Regions from separate parts of the Homo sapiens genome. Here region 1 is linked to region 2. Evidence: chromatin contacts called from ENCODE Hi-C or POLR2A ChIA-PET data. All regions are on one chromosome and are shown on one strand. Each heading gives the region's core, a stretch centred on a gene start or an enhancer-like site at or near the end of the contact. The rest is flanking DNA. Distances are from core to core; before and after follow the strand shown.

What was found. Hi-C counts contacts between places; a loop is a spot of excess contacts on that map. ChIA-PET counts read pairs that join two places held with the same protein, here RNA polymerase II (POLR2A). Pooled maps may share reads with other maps.
Region 1: a map with no recorded cell type shows a loop between it and region 2 (4-fold over the local background). The contact joins the enhancer-like site here to the promoter of CYP2B6 in region 2. A Hi-C loop is called at or near these places in 1 of 37 single-sample maps with no recorded cell type and 1 of 50 pooled maps. POLR2A ChIA-PET finds 5 or more read pairs at or near these places in 1 of 52 experiments (A673).

What each region holds. Positions count from the first base shown.
Region 1 is chr19:41,232,393-41,235,423 of GRCh38, reverse strand. All of the region lies in intron 6 of AXL (AXL receptor tyrosine kinase), which reads right to left. Among named protein-coding and RNA genes, the nearest start is that of AXL, 15 kb to the right of the region's middle. Within about 2 kb of position 1,539, at least 4 of the 41 ENCODE cell types and tissues checked have a DNase peak (open chromatin) inside an H3K27ac peak, as active enhancers do.
Region 2 is chr19:40,989,829-40,992,564 of GRCh38, reverse strand. CYP2B6 (cytochrome P450 family 2 subfamily B member 6) reads right to left here and starts at 1,283. Exons shown (of 9, transcript NM_000767.5): 1 at 1,089-1,283. The coding sequence starts at 1,259. RefSeq lists a cis regulatory region at 1,518-1,541 and promoters at 1,278-2,736, 1,244-2,736.

The sequences.
Region 1 (3,031 bases), core at 290-2,789, 240 kb before region 2:
CTGTCATTTATTATCTATCTATCTATCTATCTATCTATCTATCTATCTATCTATTTATTTATTTATTTATTTGAGATGGAGTTTCGCTCTTGTTGCCCAGGCTGGAGTACAATGGCATGATCTCGGCTCACTGCAACCTCCGCCTCCCAGGTTCAAGTGATTCTCTTGCCTCAACCTCCTGAGTAGCTAGGATTACAGGCATGCACCACCACACCCGGCTAATTCTGTATTTTTAGTAGAGACAGGGTTACTCCATGTTGGTCAGGCTGGTCTCAAACTCCCTACCTCAGGTGATCTGCCCGCTCAGCCTCCCAAAGTGCTGGGATCACAGGCACGAGCCACCGTGCCCGGCCTGTCACTTATTATTTTATGTGTGTTTCCTGGCAACAAGTGTCAAGCTCTGCATAGCGGCACAGGTTCCCATACCTATTCCACCCGAGGAATGGCACACTCAGAGTGGAGGGGGCCACCACTGGTGTACACATCTGTATAGCCCTGCCACATGGAACCACAAAACCCCCATAACCACACAATTCACAGCCACGCCTCAGGAATGGTGCAGCCAAGGGCTTCCCCTTCACCCTGGAGACTCCAGCCATACAGCCACACAGTATGTCAGGAAGGAGTTTACTGCCACAGGGTGTGGGCTCTAAAGCCAGATTCCTTGGATCTAAGTCCTGTGTTGGATGTTGTTTGCTGTGTGACCTAGAGTGAGTGTCTTAACTTCTCTGAGTCTCAGTTTCTGTCTCTGGAAAATGGGCATCACAGTTCTTACTTGTCAGGGTATAAGGTTTAATGACATGATGCATATAAACTGCTTTGCACATTATAATTATCAACAGCTAACGTTTGTTTTCTTTCTTTCTTTCTTTTTCTTTTTTCTTTTTTTTAGGCAGGGTCTCACTCTGTCACACAAGCTGGAGTGCAGTGGTGTAATGACAGCCCCACCTAATTTTTTAATTATTTGGAGAGATGGCGTTTCACCATGTTGGCCAGGCAGGTCTCAAACTCCTGGGCTCAAGCGATCCACCTGCCTCGGCCTCCCAAAGGTCTAGTATTACAGGTGTGAGCCATGGCACCCGGCCTAGCAAATATTTCTTGAGTGCCAAATATGTACCAAGCTCTCTGTCAAGCACATTACTGGATGAACTCATTGACTTCGCACTACCACCCTATGGGGTCAATTTCTTTTCTCATCCCCATTTTACAGACAGGGAAGCCAAGGCCCAGAGAGGTTCAGCAACTTGCCCAAAGTCACACAGCCCCCATGGAGGGAGATGACACCACCATGAGACCTGGGGAGGAGTGGGGGCAGATGGTGGGTACGAGGAGGGGGTGAGGCTGTCACCATGCCTGCTCTCTGACCTGCAGTGACAGACAGGAAGAGGAACCTCTACCAGGACAGAGAGGAGATGGGTACAGACAGTTGGTCTCCCCATGCCTGCTCCCACTTCTCTTTTCCCTGGGACGGCTGTGACCCTCCCACTGGAACTCTTCAGCCCTAGCCCATGTGCAGCAGGAAGTGAGACCTGGAAAGGGAAGAGGACACACTTCTGCTTTCCTGGGGACACTTGGTGATGTGGGTAGAGTGCAACTTATGCCTGACCTGGCATTTGAGGTCTCCCAAATCCAGCTGGCCTCTGGGATTGAATCTCAGCTTCGGCTTTCTAGCCCCGGGGAGGGGAGGAGGATGGGAGGAACTGAGGCCCAGAGAGGGGGCCCCTCTCTGGGCCTCAGTTCCTCACCTTGAAAACGGGAAGATTAATAGCCACTGTTTTTTGTTTTTTTTTTTCTCAGACAGAGTCTTACTCTGTCACCCAAGCTGGAGAGCAGAGGTTCAATCCTGCCTCACTGTAGCCTTGACTGCCAGGCTCAGGTGATTGTCCCACTTCAGCCTCCCGAGTATCTGGGACTACAGGTGTGTGCCACCACACTGAGCTAATTTTTTTGAATTTTTTGTACAGACCTGCCTCAGCCCCCCGAAGTGCTGGGATTACAGGCGTGAGCTATCATGCCCAGCCAATAGCCACTATTTTCTAGGTTTAAAACGACAAGCAGATGGGGTTGTGCTCAGAGCATGTAAGTATAAGACAATTCCTGTTTAATCAAGCACTGACTCTAAACATTTTCTCAGGGCCCAGCGCGGTGCCTCACGCCTGTAATCCCAGCACTTTGGGAGGCCGAGGTGGGCGGGTCACTTGAGGTCAAGAGTTCGAGACCAGCCTGACCAACATGGTGAAACCCTGTCTCTACTAAAAATACAAAAATTAGCTGGGCGTGGTGGTGGGCGCCTGTAATACCAGCTACTCAGGAGGCTGAGGCAAGAGAATTGCTTGAACCTAGGAGGCGGAGGTTGCAATAAGCCGTGATCACGCCACAGCACTCCAGTCTGGGTAACAGAGCGAGACTCTGTCTCAAAAAAAAAAGAAAAGAAAAAACAAAAAACAGTTTCTAAGGAGGTTAGGAGCATGACATGGGTTTGATGTGACCTTGGACAATCTGGTTAACCACTCTGAGCCTTAGTTTCTTCATCTGGAAAATGGGTGTATCCATAGACCCTCCTTCACAAACACACGAGCAGGTGTGCGTTAATGCAAGACCCGGTGCACAGCGGACACTCAGTAGAAATTGGTCATTCTTCATTACTGTCATCTACCATCATAGGCACTGTCCACCCCCCATCTCCAACTTTCTAATCTCAGAGAACTTCAGACCAGAATTAGGCCTTATATTTACAGATCTGTGAGTTTTGTTTTGGTTTTGGTTTTCTTCTTTCTTTCTTTCTTTTTTTTTTTTTCTTGAGACGGAAGTTCGCTCGTGTTACCCAAGCTGGAGTGCAATGGCACGATCTCGGCTCACTGCAACCTCTGCCTCCAGGGTTCAAGGGATTCTCCTGCCTCAGCCTCCTGAGTAGCTGGGATTACAGGTGTGTGCCACCACACCCGGCTAATTTTTTGTATTTTTAGTAGAAATGGGGTTTCACCATGTTAGCCAGGCTGGTCTCGAACTCCTGACCTCAGGTGATCCACCA
Region 2 (2,736 bases), core at 34-2,533:
CCTGGCTGACAGAGTGAGGCCCTGTCTCAGAAAAAAAAAGAGTCTTAAATGCTCATATGCAGCCATTCTTTGTACATCCAGTGGGCTCATTACAGTGGGAACAACAAAAACATGAAGAAAAGGTAAAGAATCACTCAACTACGTTGACATTGTCCATTGTGAATTCCATACTGAGAGCAGACAAGTCCATTATGATGGTGACAGAAGTAATGTTGATGCCCAAGGTTTTGGTCAATCTCAAAATTTTGAGGCTGACCAAAAGGGGAGAATTGTTTAATTAAATTAAATTTGACCTAAAGCTCTCTCTGTAGAGTGAACTGCAACCTAACTTGGGAGTATATTCTTTTTTTTTTTTTTTTTTTTGAGAAGGAGTCTCACTCTGTCACCCAGGATGGAGTGCAGTGGTAAGATTTTGGCTCACTGCAACCTCTGCCTCCTGGATTCAAGTGATTCTCCTTCCTCAGCCTCCTGGGTAGCTGAGATTACAGGCACGCATCACTATGCCCAGCTAATATTTGTATTTTTAGTAGAGACAAGGTTTCACCATGTTGGCCAGGCTGGTCTCGAACTCCTGACCTCAGGTGATCCACCACCTCGGCCTCCAAAAGCACTGGGATTACAGGCATGAGCCACTGCACCTGGCCCAAATGAATATATTCTTGTGACAAGTAGCCAAGTGTTGGCTAATCAGAGCAGCTGGGCTTTCAGTCCACACAGGCTGCAAACTGCTCAGATTGTGACCAAGTAAGGCAAGCTGTGATCTGTGGCCAATCAGGCTGTTTCTGTATGTCACCTCCTTTTTCTGCCTGTAAATACCACTTGACCATACTGCCGTGTGGTGTCTTTCCTGGTTTAGGGAGCTGTCCAACTCATGAGTCACTTCTTTGCTCAAATAAACTCTGCTAAATTTAATTTGATGCTTTTCTCCTAATAATACCACCCATCATGCTTCACCATGCTCCGTACTCACCAACCATGCCCGTGCCACCCCTGACTCTGGAAGTCTGCCTCATTCTGTTTGGTGAAGCTTCCCCAAGTACCAAGGCAAGAAGCAGCTCACCCTCAGACCCCATTCGTCTGTGTCTTACCCTCAGAAAGGATTTGAGTAGGCCTCTTCTATCCATCTGCAGAAGGTTTCCCAAAAGGGGCAGAGGGCGGGGCCCTGGTGGGAGGCGGTCATGGGTGTTAGGGTGGCGCTGAACCAGGAGTAGCAAGAGTCCTGTGAGGAGTGCAAGGAAGAGGAGGACGCTGAGTTCCATGGTCCTGGTCTGACTGCCCTGCACCCTGCTGCAGCCTCCAACTGGGCCTTTTATCCTGACCCTGCCTCTGCACCCTGTTATAAAATTTCATCCATTCCCCACCTCCTTTTTCATCATCATCCAGGAGCATTAGCTTAGAAAAAGTTGTTAGGGAACCCAGACTTCCTGCTTGGGCAACCCAGTGACCTGATGCCTATCCCTTTACCCACTCTGTAGATATTGGCAGGGATACAGTGGTAGAGATATCAAAGTCCAGGTGAGCAAGTGAATGTGTGGGTGTGTGGGTTTGTGGGTATATGTATGTCTATTTTTGTAAGCATAGGTGAGCTTGCACTTTTTTACTTAGCTTTGTCTGTTTGTCTGTGCTTGCATGCATTTGTCCATGCCTGCTTGCATCCCTGTATGTGCTTATATGATTTTTACATGTAAAGGGGTGTTTGAATTTATGCAAATGTACTGGCGTATATTTCTGTGGTTGAATCTGGGGGTGCTTATGTGTGTATCCTTGCATGTGTATGAGCTTCCTTGTATTTATACAGTTTTATATACGAAAGTGCATTTACATTTGTGTGTTGTGGAGGTGGTGGTAGTGCATGTTCAAAACTGAGAGGCTGGCTGGGTGCGGTGGCTCACACCTGTAATCCCAGCACGTTGGGAAGCTGAGGGGGGCAGATCAATTGAGGTCAAGAGTTCGAGACCATCCTGGCCCACATGGCAAAACCCCATCTGTACTAAAAACACAAAAATTAACCGGGCGTGATGGTGGGTACTTTTAATCCCAGCTACTCGGGAGGCTGAGGCAAGAGAATCACTTGAACCTGGGAGGTGGAGGCTGCAGTGAGCCAAGATTACACCACTGCACTCCAGCCTGGGTGACACAGCAATACTCCATCTCAAAAAAAAAAAAAAAAAAAAAAAAAGGAGAAGCTGATGAAAATAAGGAATTATTCAATTCAATCAAATTTGGCCTACTGCCTTTGTAGCATAGCAAACTGTAACCTAGCAATACATGAACCAATTGTGTGTATCTGTGTGTGCTGGTGTATTTGTGCTGGTGTGTTGGTGGATCTCCTAGCCCCTCTCTTTGGAAGCCTGCAGATGCTGAGTCTATCTCCAGTGTCCCCTCCTTCATCCGCCCTTCTGTGACAGCCACAGGTGGAAGTGGTCGGAGAAACAGAAGGAGGAGCAAGAGATGCAGAACTGGTGAGTCTCAGAGGAAGAGGTGGTCAGTTGGAAGGAGACAGAAACTGAGACCTGGCAGGTACAGCGATCAGGTCCTCTTGGTTTCTGATCACTCTAACTAGTGCTAAGGAGTTTCTTCCCTGCCTCTGACTATCTTCACGGTGCAGGAAATTTCTCTGGCTCTCTCTCTGTCTGACTTTGTGTCTCTGTTTTCCCCCTGGAGACTCTTGAGCTCCAGGTGTGTGCAAACTGAGTCCAGTTTGATTGATGTCTACTGGACTCCCATATGTCTCTA